2 separate regions of the Homo sapiens genome follow, and region 2 is linked to region 1. A link is a contact called in ENCODE Hi-C or POLR2A ChIA-PET data. All regions are on one chromosome and are shown on one strand. The core of a region is the stretch at or near the end of the contact, and the rest is flanking DNA. Distances in the headings are between cores, read along the strand shown.

The links. A loop is a pair of places that touch in the nucleus more often than their neighbours do. ChIA-PET counts read pairs that join two places held with the same protein, here RNA polymerase II (POLR2A). Pooled maps may share reads with other maps.
Region 2: a map of psoas muscle shows a loop between it and region 1 (8-fold over the local background). The contact joins the enhancer-like site here to the promoter of IP6K3 in region 1. A Hi-C loop is called at or near these places in 1 of 168 maps with a recorded cell type or tissue (psoas muscle) and 1 of 50 pooled maps. POLR2A ChIA-PET finds 5 or more read pairs at or near these places in 1 of 52 experiments (CD8-positive, alpha-beta T cell).

Annotation. Positions count from the first base shown.
Region 1 is chr6:33,743,347-33,749,409 of GRCh38, forward strand. IP6K3 (inositol hexakisphosphate kinase 3) reads right to left here and starts at 3,559. Exons shown (of 6, transcript NM_054111.5): 1 at 3,412-3,559. RefSeq lists enhancers at 1-240, 499-1,392, 1,393-2,285, 2,286-3,179 and a silencer at 1,158-1,287.
Region 2 is chr6:36,614,489-36,620,551 of GRCh38, forward strand. No RefSeq gene overlaps it. Among named protein-coding and RNA genes, the nearest start is that of MIR3925, 5.0 kb to the right of the region's middle. RefSeq lists an enhancer at 577-626. Within about 2 kb of position 2,608, at least 17 of the 41 ENCODE cell types and tissues checked have a DNase peak (open chromatin) inside an H3K27ac peak, as active enhancers do; they include psoas muscle, where a contact is called at or near this core.

The sequences.
Region 1 (6,063 bases), core at 2,309-4,808:
GCTCTAACTTACATTTCACAGGTCTCTCGGAGCCAGAGGTTTGGTACAAGTACCATTCAATGTCTTTGTGATGCCCGAGGGAGCATTTTTTAATCTATTAGAGATGAGAGGACCCAAAAACCATTTAAAACCACTTAGGTTGTAATGGGCAGGAGAAATTTGGAGTTTCTCACATGGCTGAGGGGTTGTGCATCATCTGGGGCCATCCAGGTTGGAAGGCACAAGCTTATTTTCCAGGGGGAAAAATGGAGTTTTAAAATCCATTCTAAAAATGACTCAAGGGCTGTAGGATGGTGCGCCCTCTGTCCGTGTGGCTCTCCGGCTCGGTGGGATCAATACCTAGTGCTGGGGGACTTCACACATCACTTTCCCAGCCGTGGCTGAAATATGTGGCTTAGGAGAGCATCTCTTCCCTGGAGAAGGCTTGGTTTCTAGAATCACAGAGCAATACTTCATATTCCTCAGTCATAGAAACTTATTTCGGGGCTGATTTTATCCTTTGAGAGGGTTTTTTTTTTCTTTTTTTTTTCTTAACATTTAAAATCTCCCAACATTTCTCCAGCTTGAGGACCAAATACGATTTTAATACAGAGATTATTAGTTTAGAAACCCTTCAGCCACTGACAAATGTACTTAGCAGCACCAACAATGTTCTGATCTTGCTGTCAAGGTGGGAGAAACATGGGGGCAAGATGACTCACGAAGTCAAGTGCCACTGGAAGGGCTGCTCTGGGGGAGGCAGAGGCTGCGAGGGCTTCTCCCTCTTGGCCCCCTAATAGATCCTGACCCCTGGACACGCAGCTCCTCAGCCATGGTTAGCAACTGCTTTGACAGCCCCTCCCAGCCATGCTTTTCTCCTCCGGACTTTGCCTCTTGAAGCTGCACCCAGGATTTTGGATATTGCTAAACACCCAGACCTGCCTACACATTTCCCAGCCTCCAACACCCTGCCCCACACCTGCTGCCTTCCTCTAAGTAATATGATCAGCCACCACCTGTCTTGTGCAAGAGACCTATGAGCCACAGACGTAAGGTGTTGCCAGCGGTTAGCATGGCAGTTTTATGGTTGCAAGATGGAACAGCTCTTTAAGGTCAAAACACAATAATGGGATGGAGTGTGTGTGCGTGCATGTGTTTGTATGTTTGTGTGAGTGTGTGTGAATGCTTGTGCGTGTGTGGGAGTGTGTGGCTGAGGGAGAATGCAGGCAAGGTTTTTCCCCACCAGAGGGCAGCAGCACACACGTTGAGGCCCCAAATGCCTGAGAGGGATTAACTGGAAACTAAAGCCAGCACCCACCTCCTCACCCAGCCACTGGGGGACACATTCTTGGAACTGCCCTAGGTTTGCCTGGCTTTGCCCAGACCTGTCCCAGAGAGCCTCGATGGCAGCTGAAGTTCTGCCTCCACCAGGCAGATGTTTTTGAAAAGCTCAGAAGCCATCATTGAGGTTGGATTCTCCCCATAACGTTCTATAACATCTCTTGCCCTCCCCTCCCACTGCTTAACCAGGGTCAGGGGCTGAAGGGGAGGGGGTGGGAATGGGCTGGGGGTGGTGGGGCACTTGAGAGCCCATCTGGGCAGAGCAGGATGGGGTCTCCAGCGATCTCCACCCCATCTGTCCATCCCGCCCAGGCTGTGGCACCCTGGTGGGTGGGTGAGGCCTCTCAGCTGCCAGCTGGGCCTCCCAGCCCCGGATGAGTTGCAGTAACTATTATTAAGGTAACACACTGCAACTGCAGCCCGCGGGCCAGCACGCGCTGCCACCCTGCGCCTCCCCAGCCAGTGCACGTGCTTTCTTCCCTGAAGGACCTGATGCTCATAAAGTTTATTGCTGTTCCCTGTGGCTGCTAGTGAACAAGAGAGCAACCATCCGGGTTTCTGCCTGGGAAGGATTTATTCAGGCTCTGTGGAGGGCAGGAGAAAGAAGGAGATGCCGCTGGCCAGGGGGTGGGCTTGGCCTGGCCTGTGACCCCCGGAAGCAGCAGAGGACAGGGAGGGCCCCAGAGGCCACAGGAGCATTGAGGGGCAGGGATGCAGGGAAGTGGCCCAGGAGGGGACAGGAGACCTGGTTCTGCCTCAGGCTCCCTGAGCCTGCCTCTCGGGGCCTCAGCTTCCCTATCTGTACTGAGAGCTGTCTGACCCTGCCATGTTCTTACCCTCCTATGGGACAACCCCCCCTTTGATTCAGCAAGGCAAAGTGGTGGGGAAAAATCACCATGGTGGGGGGTCGGGGGGCTGGCAGAGGCTCTTTCTAATTGAAAGAGATTTAAGAGACCTGCTGACCCAATGCCTTTTGACTGGATCCTTTTCTAACAAAACATTAACAGACATGTAGGGCCAGCTGGGGAAAGGAGACTGCAGACAGGATGCAGACGCTCATGGGTAGTTGTTCATTTGTTAGTGGACAGTGGGTTATGTGAGGACCTGCTGAGGACTTTGTGCAGGGGAGAGGCGTGCTGTGATGTCAGAACACTCTAGCTGTAGCGTATTCAATGAAACAAATACGACAAAACTCGGGCCACTGCTGAAATCAGGCGCAGGATGTACAAGTGTGCATGAGATCATTCCCTCTATTTGTATGCTTGAAGTTTTTCATAATAAAAGGTTAAAAAATAAATGGGTAGCTTTTTAAAAATGTAGAAGGCAGAGTCCCTCCCTATGGGATCAGAATTTCAGGGGAAGGGGCCTGGCATGGGGGGTTTAAGGCCCCCAAGGCAAGCTCAGTTCTCAGGTTCACTAGGGTACCTAGAAGAGTCATGGGTGGGGGCCAAGACTCCACCACTGCCCAGGGCATCAGGGACCACCGTTTGGTGGAGACATGTCTCCCACCCCCATGACCGCCATCCCGTGGTCTACCACCACCCTGCACCAGGCCCCAGGCAGCTGCTGTAGATGCTGATGTCATCCAGCCTGGTGCCGGCCTCCTGCCCCCTCCCGTGGAAAGCTGGGGCTGCTGGGCTAGGACATGCTGTTCCTGTGCCCAGGGGATGCTGCCCGCGTTTCTTGGACACCGGCCTCTGTTAAGGGTTAACGCAGCCCCCGGTACTTGCCCCTCCCCCCAGCTTCCTCTGTAGTCCCAGTCCACCCTGAAGTGAGAGGGCTCCAGGCACCCCTGGAAGGGGAGGGGTGGAATTCCCCTGGGAGAAGGGAGAGGGATGAAAGAGGAACAGATGCCAGAATTCCTATACACTGAACTGTCCCAACGCCCTACCCCACCCCCGCCACACACAGATGGACAGACCTCCACGAAGACGCTGGCACCTCCGTGGGGCAGACTCCTGGCCAGCCTGGAATGGAGACAAGACCCCAGGGTACAGACAGGCCCTGTGAACACGAGACCCTCTCTCCCCTCAGTCAGGCCCCGTCAAAGAGGCTGGCCCTGCCCATCCCTGCCTACAAGGCAGCACTCACCAGAGCTTCCTCCGAGATCGTGGGGAGTGTATGGAAGGCAGGGCCCAGGAATCTTGTCTCTCAGTGCCCACCATGTACAGGCATCAGGCAATGGCCCGTCCCAGCGTGGAGCATTTGCTGTTCACCAGAGCCCTGGTGCGGGAGGTCTGCCCGGGAGGGCCGGGCTGCCGTGGCCTGGGGAGGGAAGGGTCACCTGACCCTCTGGGGAAGGGCTGGTGGGGACTGGCATGTCCAGCTGTCAGCTGGGTGTTCTGCTGCTCTGGGGCAGGGCCAGAGGGGCTGGAAGGGAGGGGACAAAGAGGAGGAGAGAGAAGAGGGGAGGAGGAAAGGAGGACTGGTCTGAGGCAGGGGAGAGTTCAGCTCAGCTGCCCACGTAGATGTCAGGACCTGGGCACCAAGGGCCCATCACCCCAAGGCCCTGGTTATTTTTTGATTCCTAATTCAAAAGGAAAGGGGTGAGTCTCGGGTTGGGGGGTTCATGCTCTCCCTTCTGCTGGGCTTCTTGCCCCATCCTCTCTGCAAGAACCTCACTGCAGCTTACCCCATACTGTGGCTGCCAGAGAAGGAAAGTCAGGCGGCAAGACGTTCCATCAGTCAACAGTCAGTTAGACTGAGGACAATCAGGCCATCAACAAGCATTTTTTGAGACCCCCTGCTAGGGCTGACCAAGCACCCCCAGTGTCAGGGGATTACAGCTGGGGGGCTCAGCAAGTCAGAGGGCAACTCCAGGATAAGTGTCTGGTGAGAGAATAGAGGACTTTGCAGAGAGTGAGGAGGGCATCCTGGAGGAGCTGACCGGCTGAGAGCTGAAGGAGAAACAGGGTCATTTGGTTGAGTGGGGGAGGGTGGTGAGAAGGGGGCTCTAGCTACAGGAGAGGCTGTGCAGAGGCCCAGAGGCCCAGAGGCCCAGAGGCAGGTGGGAGCAGGGTCAGGGAGGTGGAAGCTGCAGGGAGTGGGACTGGGGAGAGATGGGGCAGGGACGAGGTGGCCTCACCAGCCTCTGTCCTCAGCCTCTGGGAGGAACTGAGGTGCTTTATGCCAGGAAGAGTCGGCTCAGGCTTGTGTTTAAAACTCTCAAAGGTGGGCAGACAGATGCTGTCCTCTGGGAGAGTCCTAGCCTGGTTGGGAGAGGGGGCAGTGTGGGGAAGGAGACGGCGAGTTCCTGAGATGTTCAGGAATCAGGCTGGTGGACCGGGAGAGAGGGGGTGGGAGCAAAGGACAGGGTTCATCAGGGGACAGGCTTCAGGTCCAAGTAACCCTGGACCAGTATTAGGAAGATCAAGCTACCCTGGACATCTGGCTGAAGTTCCCCTGGGCACTGGTGCCCCACCTGCCTTTCCTGGGCTGCTCCATATGTGGATGAGGGGCTCAGCCTCCTCTCTGGCCAGAGATGCTGCTTGCTCCACTCGGGCCCAGGTTGCCCACTGGTCTGGTTCAGCCTCTCTCGGACTCATCCCCCAGGACCCCCTTACCCATCTTCTGGTCCCTCCAGACCTGTTGGTGTAGTACTTACTCCATTTCCACATGTCCATGGAGAACATGTTCCAGGACGGCCCCTTCTCCCTCACCGCTCATTTCACAGAGGTAAGATGGGGCAGGTGGACTGAACCCATTCTCCTGGCCCTCACCCGCCAGCCATTGTCCATTCAGTGCCCTCTACGCCCACTTCAACGCTCAGCACAGCAGGAGCCGCTCAGCAGATGTGTTAGCGGCAAGAGAACAAGGGGTGGCTGGGCACGGTGGCTCACACCTGTAATCCTAACATTTTGAGAGGCAGAGGCAGAGGCAGGAGGAATGCTTGAGCTCAGAAGGCTGAGGCTGTGGTAAGCCATAATTGATCATGCCACTGCGCTCCAGCTGGGCGACACAGAGAGACCCTGTCTCCAAAAAAAAAAAAAAAAAAAAAAAAAGCCTCCCGTGATGGGGAGGCTGCAGCCTGTGTGGGGCTACCTACCTGCCCAGCTGCCTTCGGGTGGCTGAGCTCCTCTCCCATCTCCACTGTGTGGATGGACGTGGGCCTCCCCACACCCAGAGAGGGAAGAGCCCCACAGAAATAACAGGAATTCCTGGGGTGCCCTGAAGCCTGGTTTAAAGTGGGGTGGGGATCCGATCCTCCCCTCCCTGCCCCCTGACTCCCCCCTGCAGGGTGACTGACTGATCACATTTCACCAGGGAAGGCACATGGCCTCTTGTGTGCTCTGTCCCTCCCCCTGCCCAGCTGTGTGCTGGGCTCCGGTTACCTGGCCCTGGAAGAGGGTATGACCTCCTTTCCCCCCAGCCCTGCGCCACCTCTCCTCTCCCTATCAGGCTGGACTCACATCCCTATTCTGGGAATCCCAGAACCACCACAGGGATGAGCAGGAGGCCCTTCAGGTTCTAGAGGGGGAAGGACTTCCCACTTGAGCAAGATGGCCAGTGAGTGCCCTGGCCCCCAGGTCTCCAGGAGGGCCTGTCCACATTCCACCACCTGCTTTCTGCGTTTGTTTTGCTGCTGTTGTAAAGAGCAAGGTTCCATATTGACTTCTTATTCTTCTATTTATGTAACAACATTTTCGAGCCCTTAATATGTGATCTGAGACATACAGCAGTAAACACACACAGGGCCCCACCGTCCAGAACTGGTACTTTCCTTATGCAATCAAATAGGGCACT
Region 2 (6,063 bases), core at 1,358-3,857, 2.9 Mb after region 1:
TCTGAGGTATGTCTATATGTGAAATGTGCACATAATGTTTTCTTGTGCTAAGTTCCCCAGCTTTTGAATTTTTATTTTTTTTTTAGATGGAATCTCCATCACCTGGGCTGGAGTGCAATGGCGCGATCTTGGCTCGCTGCAACCTCTGCCTCCTGGGTTCCAGTGATTCTCCAGCCTCAGCCTCCCGAGTAGCTGAGATTACAGGCACCTGCCACCAAGCCTAGCTAATTTTTTTTGTATTTTTAGTAGAGACGGGGTTTCACCATGTTGGCCAGGCTGATCTTGAACTCCTGACCTCAGGTGATTTCACCTGCCTCAGCTTCCCAAAGTGCTGGGATTACAGGCGTGAGCCACCGTGCCCAGCCAGGTTTCGAAAAATTTAAAGCACTTTTTATATTTTATACCTGTAATGGATTCAGTCCTGTGGGCATGGGCAATTCTTTGTGTGCCAGACATTTAATATCTCTGTCCTCTTCACCCTACAGCCAGTTAACCTCCCTGGCCAGTGTGACAGTCATTAAAAAAAAAAAAAATTGGCTGGGCGCACTGGCTCATGCCTGTAATCTCAGCACTTGGGCTGAGAGGCAGAGGTGGGAGGATTGCTTGAGCTCAGGAGTCAGTCTGGGCAACATAGCAAGACCTTGTCTCTACTAAAAATAAAAAATTAGCCGGGTGTGGTAGCACGTGCCTGTTGTCCCAGCTACTCTGGAGGCTGAGGTGAGAGGATCGCTTGAGTCTGAGAAATTGAGGTTGCAGTGAGCCGTGATTGCATCACTGCGCTCCAGCCTGGGGGACAGGAGTCTAAAAAAAAAAAAAAAGAAAAAAAAATGCCCAGCTACCCACTAGGAGGCAGTACTGCACCATCGAGAATGGGCCAGACTTTTTGCCTGAGGTTGCACATCTCTTCAGGGAATTGAGTCTGCACTGACTTTTCCACCATGACAATAATAACACATTAACAAAGATAATCATAACAGTAATTACTGATCCTTGAGCTTTATGTATCAGCATTTTGCTAAACATTTTACATATACATACTACCTACTCACTTAAACCTAACCACTTGAGGGAGGCTCTGTTACCCTATTTTGAAACCAAGGCTTAGATCCAAGACCCATGTTAAGTGCTTTGTGAGGAAGGGGTTTTACTGAAGTGCTGAAAGAATGGGATTTGGATAGGAAGTTGGATATATGAAGAGCCAAGTGCATAAAAACAAAGGCAGGAAACTAAAAGGTTCCATGTTGACAGGTTTAAAACCCTATGAATTTGTTCAGAGCTTTAGAATGGTAGGTAGACTAGTAGAATGTCAGAGCTACAGGGACCTTAGAGATTATCAGGGATGGTGATTTCCTTTTTCTTTTTCTTTTTTTTTTTTTTTTTTTGAGACTGAGTCTCACTTTATTTCCCAGGCTGAAGTAGAGTGATGTGATCTCGGCTCACTGCAACCTCCGCCTCCCGGGTTCAAGCAATTCTCGTGCCTCAGCCTCCTGAATAACTGGGATTATGGGCGCCTGCCACCACGCCTGGCTAATTTTTATTTTTTATTTATTTATTTTTTTTGAGACGGAGTCTTGCTCTGTCGCCCAGGTTGGAGTGCAGTGGCGCGATCTCAGCTCACTGCAAGCTCTGTCTCCCGGGTTCACGCCATTCTCCTGCTTCAGCCTCCTGAGTAGCTGGGACTACAGGCATCCGCCACCACGCCCGGCTAATTTTTTGTATTTTTAGTAGAGATGGGGTTTCACCGTGTTAGCCAGGATGGTCTCGATCTCCTTGACCTTATGATCTGCCTGCCTTGGCCTCCCAAAGTGCTGGAATTACAAGCGTGAGCCACTGCGCCCGGCCAATTTTTGCTTTTTTAGTACAGACAGGGTTTCACCATGTTGGCCAGGCTGGTCGGGAACTCCTGACCTCAGGTGATCTGCCTGTCTCGGCCTCCTAAAGTGTTGGGATTACAGGCGTGAGCCACCATGCCCAGCCAGGGATGGTGATTTTCAAACTTTAAACATAGTTAAAGTTTTTGGAATGAAATCTTATGTAGAATACAGAAAACAGCTAAAAATGGTATAGCTATAAAAAGTATAGGTTCTAATAATATTGGCTCATAAAGACAAGAGAAATCCAATTTCCTTCTGTTATTTTGGTTGAATAGAGAAGTGCAAATGGTAACATTTTTTAACACTTTATTTTGCAATCCCCGAGGTGACAGGATAGGAAGGTCCATCCCATAAACAACCTAGAAGCACAGACGTCAGAAGAACATCACCCCAACATGTTTATAGGCATTTGGTTGAATAGGTTTTATGTGGGGGAAAAAACAGAAAACTTAAAAATTGTTAGACCTGTATATATTTTCAACTCAACCAAGTGCCTGTGAGCCCTCTGCAGCCATAGTGGGAAAAGTCCTTATACTGCCCACACCTTCATGCTACAGATGAAGAGCCTGAGGCCCAGGGAGGAGGAGGGGGTGGCTGAGACTCAGGGAGCCTAGGGGGGCCATCTCCAGGGGCTCGGCCTCCTGCCACCCCATCCGGTGCCCTTTCTGAGTGACCAGTCATGACATCTGGTATGGCAGTGTGCTGGAGCCTGGCTGTTCAACCCCTCACCCTGAGAGGGCTCTGGCCACTTGCCCATCTCCCTGGCAGATAAAGCCTCAGACAGATGGCAAACAGTACTTGGCTCCAGGAATCAATTCAGGTCTGATTCACCAGTGGTTTGTGCCCGAGCCAGCGCCACAGGCTGTCTCCTTTCCCCTGTTCTATCACTCACTACCCTCACTGTGGCCAGGTTGGGACTCTTGAGCAACAGGCAGATACCTGTGATCTTGAGAATTGCACTGACTCTTTTGAGGGTTTTCCAGGCCACAGCAGGACTTGTCTGCCTCATTCCTCTGGGCAGCTCAGAGCATTACCCCATCAGCTGCAGTTTCAGTATCAGGGTGGGGCAGTGGTGTGGGGTGGGGCACCGTGTTACTAGGACTAGCCCTGTTGGCTGCAGACACATTGGCAACAGGTGGTGGCTCAGGGGCACAGAACAGGTGGACTACACATCTCCAGGATGAAGTGTCATTTATTGGCATTTGCCTTTTGAAAGAAGCAATCTACTTATAAATGGCAGGACCCTTTTTATTTTCTTTTTTGAGAAAAGCATTTTATTAAATCCATATTTGGAGATATGTTTTAGCAAAGTATAATTAGCATTTTTTGTTTAGAGGATGAATTGTGTTGCTACTCAATAGAAGGAGAATATGGCATACAAACAATGCTTTTATGCAGAAACATGTGTTTTTGTTTTTGAGACAGAGTCTTGCTCTGTTGCCCAGGCTGGAGTGCAGTGGCGCAATCTCGGCTCACCTCTGCCTCCTGGGTTCAAGTGATCCTCCTGCCTTAGTCTCTCAAGTAGCTGGGACTACAGGCATGTGCCACCACGCCCAATTTTTGTATTTTTAGTAGAGAGGGTTTTGACATGTTGCCCGGGCTGGTCTCGAACTCCTGACTTCAAGTGATCCACCCACCTTGGCCTCCCAAAGTGCTGAGATTACAGGCGTGAACCACCGCGCCCAGCAGCAGAAACATGTTTTAAAAGTACATTCAGGCTGGGCGTGGTGGCTCATGCCTGTAATCCCAGCACTTTGGGAGGCCAAGGTGGGCGGATCACGAGAGGTCAGGAGATCGAGACCATCTTGGCTAACATGGTGAAAACCTGCCTCTACTAAAAATACAAAAAATTAGCCGGGCGTGGTGGTGGGCGCCTGTAGTCCCAGTACTCGGGAGGCTGAGGCAGGATAATGGCGTGAACCCGGGAGGCGGAGCTTGCAGTTAACTAAGATCACGCCACTGCACTCCAGCCTGGGAGACAGACGGAGACTCTGTCTCAAAAAAAATAAAATAAAAAAGGACGTTCATACACTTAAGCTTTTCTGACTGGACACGATGCTGCTATTTAATAATAAACTTTTTTGATCTTAAAAGAATCCAGAGCAGGTCCCCCAGGAGCAGGTTCGTGGCGTATCACCAGTGGGGAAGGCTTTTCTCAGAGGCTCTGAGGCAGTGTCTCAAGAAAGGGGGGAGGCTCCGCTTTCTCAGAGTTGCAGTGCTCACCTTGCTGCTGCTGCCACACATCTGTATGCGCCTTCCTGGTACATCACCATCACCACAGGCTCTCATGATAGTGAGGGCTTGACTCCTTCGGGAACCTCAGTCTCCCCAGCTGGAAGTAGGAGCCATAATGCCTCCCTTTCAGGCTTGTTGGGACAAAGAGATGAGGTCACATAGGTGAAGCATCAGCAACTGTGCCTGGCACAGAGGAGGCCCTGAAAGTTGCCAAGCTCAGCGTTTTCCTTCACATCAGCTCTGCTCCACCCCCTTTAATTACTCACTTTTATAATAATTCAAAGGTAACCCATGACCATGGTAGAAAAATTAGCACATATAAGCAAAAAAAGGGAAAAAAGTGATTCAATAGCTTCTGGTTTTTCTAGCCTTTTTCTTTATTCTGGGTGCTTGGTATGGGAAGTTTCTTCATTTGTGTTTAGAGGGTTTTGTAGAGATGATATCATGGTCCCACTTTGCAAACGAGACAATTGAATTCCAGAAAGAGGAAGTGCCTTCCCCAAGGTCATGCAGATAAGGTTAAGCTGGGTTGAAACCCACAGCTTGAGTCCAAGCCCAGCACCAGAATATCAGGACCACAGAGGCATTGCACACAGGTGGGTCACAGATACCTGTCCCTGAAAAGCTCATGATACGGTATTTTCCTTGAAGGACTTAAACATTCCCCACTGAAAACATCCTGCTTTGTGACTTGCCCCATCCTGAAGTCCTGGGAGTGGACAGTTTGTGAATAAACCACCTGACTAGGTGAGGGCTGTCGGCTCCTGAGTTTTGCTCCCCCAGAGACACTGAGTATGCACCATCCGTGGGCTTGCCAGCATGAAAGTGCTATCATTGTGGGCTTTCCCTTCACATTTTTTTTTTTTTTTTTGAGACAAGGTCTTGCTCTGTCACCCAGGCTGGAGTGCAGTGGTGCGATCTTGGCTCACTGCAACCTCTGCCTCCTGAGTTCAAGTGATTCTCCTGCCTCAGCTTCCCAATAAGCTGAGATTACAGGTGCGTGCCACCATGCTCGGCTAATTTTTGTATTTTTATTAGAGACAGGGTTTGGCTATGTTGCTAAAGGCTGGTCTCGAACTCCTAGCCTCAAGTGATCTGCCCGCCTTGGCCTCCCAAAGTGCTGGGATTATAGGCATGAGCCCGGCCTCCCCTCACTTTAAAGGATGCTCCTTACCTGTTTTTGCTTTCTTCTGGTCTTTCCTGTGGCAACTGTTGTGGGGTTCCCAGCAAATATTTCAGTTTTTTCCTAAAAGAAGTAAGCGTGCACATTTCACTGGCTAAAGTACACTCTTGTGTTAAAATTCTGCATTGAAAATGGGTGAAGTCACCCTGGCAACATGGCAAAACTGCATTTTTACAAAAAATACAAAAATTAAGGCCAGGTGTGGTGGCTCACGTCTGTAATCCCAGCACTTTGGGAGGCCGAGGCAGGCAGATCACTTGAGGCCAGACATTCGAGACCAGCCTGGCCAACATGGCGAAACCCTGTCTCTGCTAAAAATACAAAAATTAGCCAGGCATGGCTGGGTGCGGTGGCTCATGCCTGTAATCCCAGCACTTTGGGAGGCTGAGGAGGACAGATCATGAGGTCAGGAGTTCAAGACCAGCCTGACCAATATGGTGAAACCCCGTCTCTACTAAAAATACAAAAATTAGCTGGGTGTGGTGGCACGCACCTGTCGTCCCAGCTACTTGGGAGGCTGAGGCAGGAGAATCGCTTGAACCCGGGAGGCAGAGGTTGCAGTGAGCCGAGATCACGCCAATGCGCTCCAGCCTGGGTGACAGAGCAAGACTCCATCTCAAAAAAAAAACCAAAAAAACAAAAAAGCTGCGTGGTGGTGCACGCTTGTAATCCCAGCCGCTTGGAAGGCTGAGGCACAAGAATCACTTGAGCCTGGAAGGTCAAGGCTGCAGTGAGCTGTGATGGCGCCACTGCACTCCAGCCTGAGTGAAG